2 separate regions of the Homo sapiens genome follow, and region 1 is linked to region 2. A link is a loop called in an ENCODE intact Hi-C map of the cell type or tissue named here. Cell type or tissue: heart left ventricle. All regions are shown on one strand. Each heading gives the region's core, and the rest is flanking DNA. Links, peaks and the distances in the headings are about the cores only. Region 1 overlaps HECW2 (HECT, C2 and WW domain containing E3 ubiquitin protein ligase 2). Region 2 overlaps HECW2 (HECT, C2 and WW domain containing E3 ubiquitin protein ligase 2).

The links. Peaks named below come from ENCODE experiments on the same cell type or tissue, not always from the same donor. Only the 100,000 strongest peaks of a DNase experiment are listed, where the experiment ranks them.
Region 1: it touches region 2 in a loop (2.5-fold over the local background); 17 of 110 quality-filtered maps call a loop at or near these places.

Annotation. Positions count from the first base shown.
Region 1 is chr2:196,471,902-196,479,982 of GRCh38, reverse strand. All of the region lies in intron 1 of HECW2 (HECT, C2 and WW domain containing E3 ubiquitin protein ligase 2), which reads left to right. LOC105373821 (a long non-coding RNA gene) reads right to left here. Exons shown (of 5, transcript XR_007087827.1): 3 at 5,201-5,253; 4 at 4,692-4,803; 5 at 4,270-4,397. Among named protein-coding and RNA genes, the nearest start is that of HECW2, 120 kb to the left of the region's middle. In heart left ventricle, for the core only: no CTCF peak of the experiment used is centred there; no DNase peak of the experiment used is centred there; H3K27ac peaks cover 230 bases.
Region 2 is chr2:196,580,935-196,589,015 of GRCh38, reverse strand. All of the region lies in intron 1 of HECW2 (HECT, C2 and WW domain containing E3 ubiquitin protein ligase 2), which reads left to right. Among named protein-coding and RNA genes, the nearest start is that of HECW2, 8.6 kb to the left of the region's middle. In heart left ventricle, for the core only: no CTCF peak of the experiment used is centred there; no DNase peak of the experiment used is centred there.

The sequences.
Region 1 (8,081 bases), core at 3,770-6,269, 110 kb after region 2:
AAGCATTTAATTTACTAGGCAATAGAGAGTCCTTTAAATATTTCTAAGCATGAATAATGCATAAATAGAGTTGAAGACAGTAGAAGTAGTTTCAGGATGCTCTGAAGGAGGGAGACCATTTAAGAGACAAGCTAAGAGTTCTTCAGGCAAGAGGATGGTAACAGGAGTAGAAAATCAGGGCAAGATGGAAAAGAAAATTGGGGCTGGTAGGAAGAGTCAAAGATAACTCAGAGCTCTTGGGTCAGGGTTCTATTATAGAAATAAGGAGATCTGGAGAGGTTGCTGGTGGAGGGAGAGGAGAGAGATCCTGAATTTGTCCTTGGAAATATTGAGTACTGTGTTAACACAGTGTAATGTGCTTGGTTAAGCATTGAGTGGAGACTCAGCCAATGAGACAGAATGCATAGCTGTGGTCCAGTGATCCAGTGATTCACAATTAGAGGCAGCCTGGGAAATGTGGTGGGGCAATCTTGATTGTGACTGGGAATGGCTACTGGAATTTAGTGAACACTGTTCTGCAATACTGGACACATCCCTGCACAAGGAAGAACTGTTCCACCCAAATGCCAGTAGCACTTCTTGTTCTGGAGATTGGAAACTCCTTACTGATGAAAGCCTCAGGACCTTGGCAGTGAAAGAGCATGCAATCTTGCTGCCAAACATAAATTATTGCTCCTTGTTGTTTTTATGTCTATAACAGAATGATGAATATTATGCCAAGTGCCAAAGGTACTTTGGGGGTTTTAGATAAAAAATTTCCTTTTGGGAGAGAAGGAGAAGATGTGTGGCTGAGATAGAGTTAGAAGTGGTGTGAAAGGCCCTGGGTTCACTTTCTTATTTTGCCATCAACTTGTATGTGCTCGCAGTGATCAATTTTCTGCACCACTTCTTCTTTATCCATTACATTGGAAAAGGAGAGGGAAACTTTGCATCCCAGTGGAGTGAGCTGATGCTCTACTGTATTGTTCTGAATTATGTACCCCTCTTGTTGGCCCTCACATTGGCTGTGTTGCTCTTCACAAAGTGGGGTCCTAATGAGTGCCGCTTGGCCTCTTCTTTCTCTTGGGATAAAACCCAGTAATCATCAAGTTTGCCGTAAGATGACCCCTCTTCTATGTACCACAAATAGAGGTTGTCTTGGCTGTAGCCCTGGCTCCTGCTTGTTCTAACTGGTGCTGTGGGTGAGTTTCTATTTGGGGATGCACATCAGCACAGAAATTCCCATGACATAGAGAGGAAGGTAGCTTTCTAGGGCCTTAAACTGCCCTGTCCTCCATTGTAGGGCTGGATTGCTTCTTCTGCTGAGTTGGGGGTCTCCTCTGACTCTTTTGACATACTTTTTTTAATGATAAGTTCTTCATGAAAATGTTTGTGGGGATTAGGTAAAAAGTAACTGTTGAGAGTGAAGTTAAAATGAATAGTGATAATAATAATTATTCCCGTTCAAGATACCGTTTTAATCCACTCAGTTTGTTGGGTATAAGTAACAGAATGTTTAAACTTAAAGAACTAGATAGATAACAGTGACTGCAAAGCTACTGGGCAATGTGAAACCTGCTTTTTATATCACTGGACAGTAAAAGTAGTAATACCATCACAGACCAGCAGCCAGGAGACTCATCTGTGGAAATGTCACAAGAACCATTGTGAGTTAGTTGAGCAGGGACTTCAGTGGGATGTTTTTCCTTCTCCTTTCTGCCTGTCCAAATCCTACAGCTCCTCAGAGCCTAGATCAGGTCCCTTCTTGGCCTGAAGCCACTCCTGATGTGGTGACACTCTGATTTCTCCTTTTGAATTTTCTGCTGTTTCTGTGCCTCACAACCAAGTGTCTAAGTTTCTTTAGAGACACGGTTCATGAGTGGGACTTGTGTACTCTGTGAGTTTTTTTTTGTTTGTTTTTGTTTTGTTTTTTGGATGTTTGTTTGTTTTTTGAGACAGAATCTCACTCTGTTGCCCAGGCTGGAGTGCAGTGGCATGATCTCGGCTCACTGCAACCTCCGCCTCCCAGGTTCAAGTGATCCTTCTGCCTCAGCCCCCCTAGTAGCTGGAATTACAGGCACGTGCCACCATGTTCGGCTAATTTTTGTATTTTCAGTAGAGACGGGGTTTCGCCATGTTGGCCAGACTGGTCTCGAACTCCTGACCTCAGGTGATCCACCCGCCTCAGCCTCCCAAAATGCTGGGATTACAGGTGTGAGTCACTGCACCCAGCCTCTCTGTGAGGTGTTTAACTCCTAGAAGACAGGGGTGGTCCTTGTACCCGCTTCTTTCCAAGCCTCCTTCCAAGCCTGCCAGTGGGAGCTTGGAATGTTTCTGTCAGTTTTATTCAGATTTCATGTAAAAGAAATATGTAGCACTCATTCAGATTTTTGTGATTATTTGAAAAGGATTAAAGGGAGATAAATTAATAGCATAGACTTTGTGTGAAATTATGGCTCTATTGAAAATGAAATCCCCTGTGACAGTTGAAGGGATTTTGAGGAAAAATGCATTATGTATCCCATTTAGACTTTTCCTTCTGAAACACTTGAAAGCTGAGAACTGCCTGGAAGAACTGTTTTCTTTATTTTAAAAAGCATGTAAGATTTCATACAAATGGTCTATTAATTTCTAACTTTAATAAAGGAATTTTGATTGAGTTTGATGTTTTTTAATGGCAGCAATTTGATGAATTGAATAGACCAAATTTTTATTAGACAACTGCTGGAAAAATATTCATTACAACATTCTTCCACATATTAAATATGGCCAATTTCTCATTTGCATGTATTCATTTAGCTTTTTCTTTTAATAAGTTGAGGTCATGATATTACTTCTAATTTTTTTTTTTTTTTCGCTTTTCCCTCCAGGGAAAAAACCTCACCTACACAGGAGTGCAGTGGTGTAATCACAGCTCCTGTTAACCTCAAACTCCTGGGCTCAAGTGATCCTCTCACCTCAGCCTCCCAAGTAGCTAGGATTACAGGTGTGTGCCACCACGCCTGGCTAATTTTTAAAGTTGTTTTCCTTTTTTTTTTTTTTTTTTTTTTTTTTTTGTGGAGATGGGGTCTTGTCATGTTGCCAGGTCTGGTTTTGAACTCCTGGCCTCAAGTGATCCTCCTGCCTTGGCCTCCTAAACTGCTGGAATTACAGGCATGAGCCATTGCACCCAGCTGAAAAACCTCAATCTTTTACAGTTCAGAATTCCACTGTTCTGTGTACCCCAAATTTTAAGCTCCCTTCTTTTCTGAATTTATCAGTAACCAAATTAGATAATTGTCACAATATAAAACCAGTGAGAGCTTTGGACAAAATGTAAATTAACTATAATCTTTTTAGATTGTTAGATGTTTAATGTCTTGTGGATTAAAAAAAATCTACTTGATAGTTATTAACTGAACTTTTTCAAAATGACTCTGTTAGAAGACTTAATTCCTAACATTTATTGAGAGATAACTTTCTGCTGGGCACTGTTTTAAGCACTTTGCCTGTGTCATCTTATTTTTTGCCCCAACAACTTGATAGATGTGCCATTGTCGCCTGCCTTTTTTTTTTTTTTTTGAGATGGAGTCTCGCTTTGTCATCCAGGCTGGAGTGCAGTGGCACAATCCCGGTTTATTGCAACCTTTGCCTCCTGGGTTCAAGTGATTCTAGTGCCTCAGCGACCTAATAGCTGGGACCACAGGCATGCGCCACCACACCCGGCTAAGTTTTGTATTTTCAGTAGAGATGGGGTTTTGCCATGTTGGCCAGGCTGGTCTCAAACTCCTGACCTCAGGTGATCTGCCCACCTAGGCCTCCCAAAATGCTGGGATTACAGGCATGAGCCACTGCTCCCAGCCCACCTGCCTTTTTTTTTTTGATGAGGAAACTGAGGCACGGAGAGATTATACAGCTTGCTAAAATGATAGAGCCAGAATTAGAACCCAGGCTGTTTGACTCTAGGGTCATTCACTACACCAAATGGGTTTTCCCTGTGTCAGAGAAATGTATTGAGGGTCCTATGCTAGATGAACATGGTGAGGCACAGCGGGTCCGAGGCTGGAAAAATGTGCAAGAGGATTTGAAGACAAGGCAGAACAAGGAGAGTCCTGAGATTGGCTGTGGTTTGCCTGAATGCTCTCCTGTAGCAACACCCAGTTTGCCTTTTGAAACTGTCCTTCCTTCTGATGCCGGAAGTGGGCAAATGGCCCAGGCCAGGCCAATCAGAGGAGTCCTTGCACCTCTCAGACCACAGTGATTGGTTCACAAATGGGCAGATAACCAACAGAGGCCAATTAAGCTGATGAGTTTTCATTCTGGAAATTTTATTGCAGTGCTTTAGAAAGAGATCCTGTCTTTTCACTGAATTTAAAGCTGGGAAGATGTAGGCCTGGTGCTGCTGGCAGATATCTTGTCACTGCTAAGATGAGACCCTGCTAGTAAGTGGGGATCATGCAGAGAAAAGCAGAGGTTAGAAATCGGGAAAAAGAGGTGAAGTTCTGATAATATCCCCTGGATCTGGCTATGTCTGAAGGTAGGAGACCCACTCCTCAATTTTTCAGTTATGTGAGCCGCCCTCCTTTTTTCCCTCCCCTCGTCTCTCTCCCCTCCCCTCCCTTCACTCTCTTTCTCCCTCCTCATCTTCCTATCTCCCCTCTTCCCTTTGCGCATCCCCTCCCTCCCTCTCCCCCCATCTCCTTTATTCTCCCCACTCCCTTCTCCTTCCCTACCATTATTTGCAGCTGAAGGAATTCTAGCATAAATGGTGATTAGATTTGGGAACTCTCCGATCTGGCAGGTTCCTCATTTCTGCCCTTGGCTGGAAGGGAGAACTGTTCAACTCTATAAGGGTACAGAACCAGGTGGGTGGGGGCAGTGTTAGGTGTGTGTGGGTGTCTTCTGAACATCTCAAAGAAAACCACTGAGAAAGGGCCTTTGGTTGTTGATGGTCCCTGGGAGGCAGAGCCGTGGAACCATGGACCAAGCCACTGTTGGTGTATCAGAGAAATTCGTTAAACTGTGTTAAGCGTCTGTAACGATGCTGCTCGCTGGGCCCAGAGAGTTGAGGATCAGGTGCGGGCGTGTGATGATACATAGCATGTCTTCTGCTATTGAACATATTCTAATAAATGGGCCTCTGCCTTAAGAGTCTAGATGTTAGAGTGATTAATTTGCTTAGTTTCATGCCCTTGAGGGAAGAAATTAGAAATCTCAGCAAGTGCTTTTATCAAAAACTTACCTACCCTGGTATGAAATTATAACATTCCATGCTGTACCTTGTAGGAATCAATCCTAAAAAAAGATGGCAATGGAGATAGAATGAGAATTGCTTCCATTGTCAGATATGAAATGACAGATAGCTTTCTATATAAGCTTTGCACATATAGAGCTATGTAGCTTCCTTACAGCAAGGTACAAAATAGATGTCTGTGTCTACTAAAGGCCTGTGACCTTTAGTGAGATTTTCTGAGCTGGTGTCCAAATGAATGTTTGTGAAGAATTCTTTGAGAAGGCTTTCTTTTGCCTGCCTGGTGGGAGAACATCATTATTATTAAGGTAAAATGCACACTATCCTAATAAATATATTAATGTCTCTCAATTTATGACTAATGATATTTGTGGTATCCACCCACCTCCATTTCTACTTCTGCCAAAATGCAAGCCATTATGGTAGCTGGCTGATGTGCACTTTCTTACATTATCTGCTCATTGTTAAATTGATAAGTGGTACATGTGAATAGTCCTCTCATTGTCCCCAAAAGATATTGAATACTTATTTTCACCAAAAGCATATTTATAATACTTTGCTAAACATTTGACAAAACTATATCCTGTTTATTATGAATGCTATTGGCAGTAACCAAGATCACTAGCTTGAAGGCCAAGAGGAGGAGTTTATTTTAAAATACTGCTTCTTTGAATAGTTATTTATAGTAAGATGATACTACTTGATTTCGTATAACTTATTTTATTGGAAGATTACACTCTAATCTAAAAGGTTTGTGAAACAGAGTTTTCTTTTCTGCCTCCTGAAGTTGGTTCTAGAAAAATTCTCGCTGCATTGTATCAGGCAAAAGCCCACACTCTCACTCACATTTTCTGGTGATGTGCCATTTTCTAAATATGTCCTGCCTGTTCCAAAATGAATATCAATAGCTGGAAGCAGTTGGAGAATGTTAATTTAGCACTTGTGTTACAGAGTGGCATTCAGTTTCCTAGATTGTGTCCTGTTCCCACGTGGGCTTTTCAAGTGATTTATTATCTTTTTCAAGCAAAGCATCCAACACGAATAAGGCCAGACCTGTTACTGCACTGGTTGGCAGTTATGTCAACCTTTGTCTTGAAGCCTGATATGAAATTTGGTCTGTAGAAAGTTGGCAGACATAGGCTATTTTCAGACTGTAGTTTTAGTCATCTAGTTCAAGATATTTTTTGACTAATAAATTATCTCTAAAAAAAATCCAGTCCTCCTGTATAATCTCTATTTTTAACTTTCAGGGTCTGGATGTAGGTTACTTGGACAGGTGGTTTAGAAAGTCCATTAATGGTCATCCCTAACAGTGGTTTTTAAACTTTTTAGACCTTGCACTTTGATCAGTAAAAAATGATTTATAAATGACATGACATACCACTGTGCAGGAATATATTATATAAATTAATTTAGATTTGTGTCTGTTATGTATTTTCTATAACAGATGAAACCTAGAAATTGAAAGGATTTTATGGAAAAACACATAGTTCCAATATTTTCTTCTTGTGGCCCAATGCACTCCACTTTGGAAGCTACTGATTTAGAAAACAAAACATTATTCAGTACATGCAAATGGTTCTTTTGGAGCTATCACACTTATCCTAGTTTGATTTTTGAAAAATGTGGTTTTTAGTAAACTTCAGAATAAATGTGTCTTGAGTACAACTTCTGGTCACGATCAATTGCTATCAGTTATCTGTTTCAGTTATCTATTATGGGAGTGTGGTAACCAATTAACCAGGACAAGATTCTACAATTTCATTATGAAATATTTAAGACATACAAAAGTATAAAATGTAATATGACAAATGTGCATGTTTTAATCCACCACCTTAAAAAAGTTACCTTCCAGCTGAGTGCGGTGGCTCCGGCCCGGAATCCCAGCACTTTGGGAGGCCAAGGCGGGTGGATCACTTGAGATCAGGGGTTCGGAACCAGCCTGGCCAACATGGCGAAACCCCGTCTCTACTAAAAATACAAAATTAGCTGGATGTGGTGATGCATGCCTGTAATCTCAGCTACTTGGGAGGGTGAGGCAGGAGAATCGATTGAGCCCGGGAGGTGGAAGTTGCAGTGAGCTGAAATCGCGCCATTGCACTCCAGCCTGGGCAACCAGAGTGAAACTCCATCTCAAAAAAAAAGAAAAAGAAAAAGAAAAAAAAGTCATCTTCCTCCTACAGAGATCCACTATTCTGATCTGCCTTTTTAAATTTCCATGTAACTATAGACCTATGTTTGGGTCCTAAACAGTGAGTTACTATTTCACTTTTTTTTTTTTTTTTTTTTTTTGACGGAGTCTCTGTCACCCAGGCTGGAGTGCAGTGGTGCAATCTCAGCCCACTGCAGCCTCCACCTCTCAGGTTCAAGTGGTTCTCCCACCTCAGCCTCTCGAGTAGCTGGGATTACAGGCGCCCCCCGCCCCTGACCACCCCCAAATTTTTGTATTTTTAGTAGAGACAGGGTTTCTCCATGTTGGCCAGGCTGGTATTGAACTCCTGACCTCAAGTGATCCTCCTGTCTTGGCCTCCCAAAGTGCTGGGATTACAGGCATGAGCCACCACACCCAGCCTGTTTTGAACGTTTTAAACTTTATGCAGTACCTACATACAATATATAGCATACATTTGACTACAACTATTTTTTTTTCGCCCTCTAAATGTGGTTGATTATGGGTAAATCTAGTTCATTCATTCCCACAGCTGCATTCTCTAAAGTTTGAGAATGCCACAGTATATCCATTCGTCTATAAGTGACTTTTAGGTTCTCTCTTGCTTTTCTTTTTTTTTTTTTTTTAAACTTTTGTTTTAGGTTCAGGGCTACACATGCAGGTTTGTTTTATAGGTAAGCTGTGTGCCATGGGGGTTTGGTG
Region 2 (8,081 bases), core at 3,029-5,528:
TGTTGGCCAGGCTGGTCTTGAACTCCTGACAAATGATCCACCCTCCTCGGCCTCCCAAAGTGTTGGGATTACAGGTGTGAGCCACCGTGACCGGCCTATGTATCTTTTTTATAAGTAGGATGACTATGTAATTTAAAAAAATCCAGACAAGGACACTTTTGAGAGTAAAATATGGTACTAACTGGAAGGGGCATTAGATCAACAAGTATAAACTGAGACTGTGCCAGGAAAACTAGGATTTATGGCTGTTCTAACTATGACTCAAGTGATAAGCTTGTATATGTATTATATCCATATGATGAGAAATGTCCTTAGCTTCTTCTAGTCTTGTTCAACGTATATGTGTGTGTGTGTGTATGCAATGTATGTATAGATAAACATTGATAATGTATCTATGGATATGTGAATTGTAGGTTTGAAATAAACCACTTAAGAAGTCCTGGTAATTGGAAATTTATGCCCTTCCTTATCTCTTTCATTGGTTGACTTTTTAACTAAACTCTTTGGATCTAGCCTCTCCAAACTTTAAATCATCTCCTGACCTTGTCTATTTTAATACCATTCTATTGATATAATTCTTTTGCTTAAAAACCTCTGATGGCTTATCATTTTCTTTTTAATTCTCAAAGTAAGATCCATAGGCAGTTTGGTGGTTAGAAGGGAAAAGCAATGAAAAAATTTAATTCATTCATCCATTCATTTATTTGTTCATTCAAGTAATATGTATTGAGCTCCATCTGCGGGTTAGTATCTGATCTAGGTGCTGGGAATATATCAATGAATAAAACAAAGATCTCTGACCTTGTAGAGTTTTCATTCTGTTGGGGGCAGGCAGGTGGGAGGTGGGAGACAGATAATAAACCAAATAACTAAATTATATATGATGCTAGAAGGAGATGAGTGCTTTGGAAGAAAGAGAAAGTAGGACAGGGTAAGTGTGGTTGAGTAGGCTTCATGGAGAAAGAGACCTTAAGCAAAGAGTTAACGGAAGGTAAGAGAAGTTGCTTAATACAAATACCTGAGGGATAGAGTTGCAGGATGGCCAGTGCAAAGGCCCTGAGAAAAGAATGTGTTTGGATATGTTCAAAGATTTGCAAGATCAGCATGATGGGGTGGAATGACAAGGGGGAAGTCAGAAATGAGACCAGAAGGGTGGTGTGGGTGTTGCAAAGCCTGTAGGGCCTTGAGATAGGCCATTTAATTATGATTTCAGCAGACATCCCCTTATGTTCTTAAAACTTATTATAATATTTAAGATTGTATTTGTGCTGCAAAGACTGCACTGGTGAGTGCGTATAGCTTACATTTTGTTAATGGTCCACTTCATGTTTGTTAATATAATTTTTATATCATTTACTTATTTTTTATTTGTTAAAAGAATATTTTTTGTTTTTGCTGTTCTTAAATTGTATTCCCATTTCACAAAACTAGATAAGTGGTTCAAAAGTAGTTCATTGAAGTGTAAAAATAGTGATGAAAATAGTACTGTAAATGCTACATTTCAGAATACCATAAACATACTTAGAGAACTGAATCCCACTGCATATAAAATGGGAATATGTATGTATAGAGACAAGGGAATCTCTGAGAGTGACAATTTCAGAACAGTAGCTGAAATTGAAAAGTGCAAATGGAAATATGACAATGACTATCTCAAAACTATTTTTTATTGGACTTGCTATCCCCATTAGGACCAAATGAATCCGTAATCGTTGCCTGTTATGAAACTTTGTCCAATAGTGGCATGAAGCCATGGATGTTTTTGTGTCATTTTCGAACAAAGCACAGTGGCTTCTCTGTTATACTATTGAAGTTTTCTAGGACAGGCACACAATAATGCTTTCCTTTATAAAATTAATGTATTATATGGCTAAAGGTAGGTAAGAGATTATAATTCTATTAGCATCATTAAAGGATCCTTGTAGCAAAATAAGTATGAGTCATATTATTGAAGAGACACTTGGAAAATCAGCTGGAAAGTTAAAGACAAACATTATCCTTAGAGAGAAACCAGAAGTTATTGACAAAACTCCTTTGTCAAATAACATGGTTGGCTGTGGCATAATATCAGTGGAGTGGAGTGTGGAAGAGCGATTACTATCAAGTGCACGCTAGCAGATATTTCACTTTATGGTTGGATGAAACCACCGATGTCATGCAGAGAATGAATCAGCTTTTGGCATTTGTTCAGAAATGAGTGCTCGGTGATGCTTTTGTTCATTTGTCACTGAAAACTTGTGCTATAGGAAGAGTTTTTTTTTGTTTTTTTTTTTTTGGTTAACCATTATTCATGAGAGTGGAAAAGTTGCTCGGGACAGAACTGACAGGGTACTGGGCTCAGGTACAGATAAGGTGATGGCTTCATGAAGAAAAGGAGTTGTACTTAGAAAGAAGCCAATCCACATGCTACCCACTTCATGGAGAAGACGTAATACCCTCTGATCTTGAGGAAATACAAAAAGAAACAGTGGAAACTATGGATTCAACCAAACTGTGGCCCCTGTGTCTGTGAGTTTGCTGTGCAAAGTGATGGGCAGTGAGTGTAAGACTGCTTCCCCAAGCTGACATATGCTAGCTGCATAGTGGAAAGGTGCTCGTGTAATATTTTATCTGTGGAGTAAGATATCTTTGGAGCAAGAAAAACATTTCCTTATGACAGTGATTAGAAATGATTTGTGTTATATCAAGTGGTATACCTAAGTCATATGCTTAGCCCGTGGTGAACTGTGGCAAGGACAGAGAGGGAAGGGAGAATTATTAACAAATAAAACAATATGCCACAATCTTAGACTATGAAATTTTTTATTAGGGAGTTGGAAGTTCACATTGACTGTAAATTAAGGAAGTGATATTTTCAGTAATAGACAGCCATTTATATCATAAGCATAGTATCTCTCAGTGACCTGCTAGAAGAATAAGAGCTCAAAGTAATAGAACTTAGACCCAGTAAGTTTTGATGGGGAGTAGACACGAGTGTATATTTGGTATTTGAGAGCATGTAGAGAACCATGGCAGGAGGGACCCAGACTTTTAGGATTTTGCATGAAGATATTGGGTGGCAGGGAGTACAGGCTGAAGGAGGTAGAGAAAACTGTCAGATTTCTCTGACAGTTGGATATGATCTTTCTTAAGTTTTTGCCTTAGGCTTCACTTCATTTTATCCAAATGGACTTCATACTCTAAGGTTTTCAGGACATAATCTTTATTGCCATTGGCATAATCTAGAAAAAATGAATGATTTCTTCTGGTCTTATAGTGGTATTGGATACCCTCCGTATAGGCCCCCACCCCTTCCTCCCTCCATTTTTTCCTCTCTTCTCTTTCTCCTTCTCCTCCTTTGTTCTCTCCTTCTTTAAGCCATTGAGTTGGCATCTCTAAGCTACACGAGCTAGAAGAGCTCATCTTCTGTATCACTGTTATCTAGGCAGATATATGTGCTATTCAGGGAACAAGGGAAAGGAGCCCCTAGGGAAGGGAAGTTCTGTACCTTGCTCAACTAACTCATCCTAATGTCCGATATCCAGCTATAGCATGCATTTAAATGTAAACCCCATTCTTTAATAAAGACTCATTTCCTTTTTCCCCTCTTTGGACTTTTAATAAAGATGGAATCATTGTCTTTTGTTTAATAAGTCATCCATTGTGATGGCCCTTATTTAATACTAGGACAAAAGTCATTCATGCATTATTCATTGAACCTTATATGCCAGGCTCTATGCTAAGTAATGGGTATAAAAGAGGTTAATAATCAGACATGGCTCTGTCCAGATAAGACAGAATCTAATGGAAAACAGGCCACACATATATGAATAAATAAATAAGTATATAATTGCAAAACAAGGCAAAAATATTAATGTTTGTTAAATCTGGGCGTTGGTATGTATGGTATACCTCAGTAATATACTTAGGCCACAGTGAATCATGGCAAAGACAAACAAGGAAGGGAAAATTATTAGCAAGTAAAACCATATGCCACAATCTTAGACTATGAATTTTTTTTATTAGAGAGTTAGATGTCCACATTGACCATAAATTAAGGAAGTAATATTTGGTATATGGGCTACTGTTATATTAACTTCTTAACAATATGAACTTCTAAATGTATATTTTAAATATTTCATAAGCAACAAATGAAAAAACCTAGTTGGAAGTACATTAAGTGCTTTGTCGAGGTGGGCTTTGGCAGAGAATGTTGTGTAACTGAGACTTCCTTTAGATGGAGTGCTCAGGGAAAACCTGAAGTGTAATTCATCACTTGCCTATATAAGAAGGATGAGGATAATTTGGAAAGGGTTCAGGGAAGAGTAACAAAGATGATTGATGACAGAGTTGAAAATAGCCCTATGAGAACAGTCTTAGAGAACTGGGGATGCTAAGCAGCAATGGAATGCTTAACCTAATGCAGTGATTTAGGTTTTTTTTTTTTTAATTTATAGGGAGTTTTACACATCCACATTCTCTTCACTTGTCTGCCATGGTCAACAGCAGGCAAGACAAGTGATTCAATTTAGAATTATGGGTTGGAGAAGAATCAGAATTTTGTTCTGCACTTGAGGAAAAATTGGAAAGGATCTGAGAGGTAAACTAGTTTAGCCTTTCTGTAAAGAAATATCTCTTCAGTGTTTTTAACAGGTGGTCATCAGGTTTTTAGGAGATAGTTTCCATGCTTCCTCCACTAAAAATAGGGTGATGGTGAGTGGGACACTCTAGTTTACTTTAATTAGACAGGTCTTCTTCCTGTCCCATAAATACCCTAGACTCATCTCCACCTCAGTACTTTTACCACAGGAAGCAACTCCCACCTGGAATGCCCACCACTTCTACTTACTCTTTCAGGCCCCAGGTCTCCATTGCCCTTCTGTATGCAATTTAAAAACAGTGGTTTTTGTCATTTTTCCCACCTCATCCTTCTGAAGAATATGCCATTCCTGGAATTCAGTGTAGTTTCCCTTGTCAGTGATTGACAGTAAGAGTAAGGGTGGAGTAAGTATCTTATAGGAGGAGTTGGGAGACAGTGTGTTTAGCCTTCCACCCAGATGCTGATATGCTACCCTCTTGGGAATCACTCGTTTGTAGCAATTAAAATCTTAATCATCTGCTGTTTTAGGTGGTACACTAGTTATTGTTTTCCATTAGTCTTCTTGCCACCTAGATTTTAAGCACTCTAAATATATGGAAACTTGGCAGATGCCCCTGTGTAATGCCCAGTATTGATCACATAGTGAATATTCAATAACCAATGCCTAATGGCTAAAGGAACCATCTATTTCTTCTTCATGGACCATTATGAAGGGTTGTTATTTATATAGATCAGATATTAATTGACACAGGATACTAAAAGATTAACATTTTGGACTTTTAAAATGTCAGAAAGTCAAGTCTTGGAGGCCTAGTTCATTCAGATAACTCTCATCTCAGAACTTTCTTCCTTCGTAAGTCTTCTAACTCCTTGCTATTCAAAGTGTGGTCCACAGTCCAGGCAGCATCAGGATCACCAGGGAGCTTGTTGGAAATGCAGAATCTCAGGCACCACACCAGACTTATTGAATTTGAATCTGCATTTTTAAAAGATCCTCACATATGTTGGATGCACAGTAAAGTTTGAGAAACATCATTTTAAATCATCAGAACTCAGAAATTTAGGAGTATTTATCTTCAAAGAGAAGTAAGTGTGGAAATGAAGATTTCATCAGTCTGTGGATGAGATCCTCAGTGCCTTCTGCCATGTGATCTGGAATTTTGCTACTTCATATAGGAGCTTGCCAGGCCAGAAGATACCTCTGCAGGAGTTCCCTGGGGTAGTTCAGGTATGTAGGTGATATTTAGGATTGGTGATTACAGGAAGAAGAAGCAGTTGTTGGCATGAGAAACTAGGAGAGGTTGTCATAAGTAGAGGAGCATGGCAATACGACCCTAAACCAAGAGATCACTTTATGATTGGACACAACTTCTAACTCCCTGAACATGGACTTGTCTCAAACTCCAATACCTCCAGAGCCAACAGGTCACAAATGAAACCAGCTGGATGTGTTGTGCATGGTAGCCTTGTGGAGTGGTGAGGATCATGGAGAGACACACTTCATCAAAAGGAAAGGCAGTGTCCCCACTTGGCTCACCTTATTGTTGCCACATGGGAATTTGGACCCACCATGGCCAAATCTTCAGATTTTTCAAGTGAAGCTAAACTTAATTACATGTAAGTTTGTATGTAAAACATCTCTTGGGTGTAATTTGTTGGTTAAGTATACTGTTTTCAGAACAGCTCATGCCAAACGAAATTCACGTGCTGTTGTGGTGTCTGTGTCTGGTTCGCAGTACCTGTTCTGGATCAACTGAATGTATGAGGTGGTTTTGATACCTGGCTTCTTCAGTGCAGGGCACCAGACACAGGTGTTATGGATCTCTACCAAGAAAATGAAATAAAAAGACGTAAAAGAAGGGAGCTGTATATGCTTTGATGGCCTGATTTAAAATCTGTGATAATCTGAAGAACCTCAGTGGTGTTTGAAGAAAGGGTTAGGTGCCTAAAGGAATAAAATCCAGGTTTTGTAAAAACAGTAAGCAGGTGTTGAGGCAAGGGCAAGGAGATACAGAAACAGAAACTACTTGGCATCCTCAAGCTAGGATCACACACTGCAACAAGGCAGTCAGGGCAAGGATGCTGGACCATAGCTGGAACCTTCTTGTGCTAGAAGAGAAGTGTAACCGTAGCTAGAATTTGAGTTAGTTTATCTTCAGCATCTGGTTATTGAATTTGGTGGCTACCGAAATTGAATTTTGCTGGATTTTCAATTGAAGTTTGTTGTGGTAAAATTACATATTTTGAGAGTGAAAACCAGGTGAAGAAACCAAAATTCTTCCTAATGATTTGCTACTTATTGTATTTGTTAAAGACTAAATTTCTTCAGGGTAAGGATAATTTATTATTATTATTATTATTATTATTTTTCGAGATGGAGTCTCACTATGTCACCCAGGCTGGAGTGCAGTGGCACAATCTCAGCTCACTGCAAGCTCCGCCTCCTGGGTTCACATCATTCTCTTGCCTCAGCCTCCTGAGTAGCTGGGACTACAGGCTCCCACCACCACTCCCGGCTAATTTTTTGTATTTTTAGTAGAGATAGGGTTTCACCGTGTTAGCCAGGATGGTCTCAATCTCCTGACCTCGTGATCCACCTGCCTTGTCCTCACAGAGTGCTGGGATTACAGGCATGAGCCACCGCGCCTGTCCATGGTTTATTTATCTTTACATCCCTAGCATCTATCATAGTCCAAATCAATGAATGTTTCTTGACCTGAACTGATTATAAGACAAAATAAAGTTTATTTTCTATCTTGGAAGTCTATCTGTAGGTGTTCATTTTCCTAACTAAATTTTAAAAAACAGCTTTATTGAGGTATAATTCACATACCGTAAAATTCACAATGTTAAGGTGTATAATTCAGTACTTATTATTTTTATCTTTTATTTTTTATTTTTTTGAGATAGAGTCTCACTGTATCGTCCAGGCTGGAGTTCAGTGGTGTGATCTCAGCTCACTGCAATGTCTGCCTCCCAGGTTCAAGTGATTCTCATGCCTCAGCCTCCTGAGTAGCTGGGACTACAGGCACATGCCACCATGCCCAGCTATTTTTGTATTTTTAGTAGAGATGGGGTTTTGCCGTGTTGGCCAGGCTGGTCTTGAACTCCTGACCTCAAGTGATTCTCCTGTCTTGGCCTCCCAAAGTGCTGGAATTACAGGTGTGACCCATCATGCCCAGTCAATTCAGTACTTTTTAGTACATTCACAACAGTATGCAACCATCACCACTATCTAATTCCTGAACCTTTTCATCACCTCTAAATAGAAACTACATACCCATTAGTAGTTATTTCCCGTTTTTCCTGCTCCCAAACTCTTATTAACCACTACTCTAGATTTGCCTATTCTGGACATTTTGTATGAATGAAATCATATAATATGAAGTCTTTTGTGACTGCATCTTTCACTTAGCATAATATTTTTAAGGTTTATGCATGTTGTAGCATGTGTCACTACTTCACTCCTTTAAATGACCAAATATTTCACTGCATGAGTTTT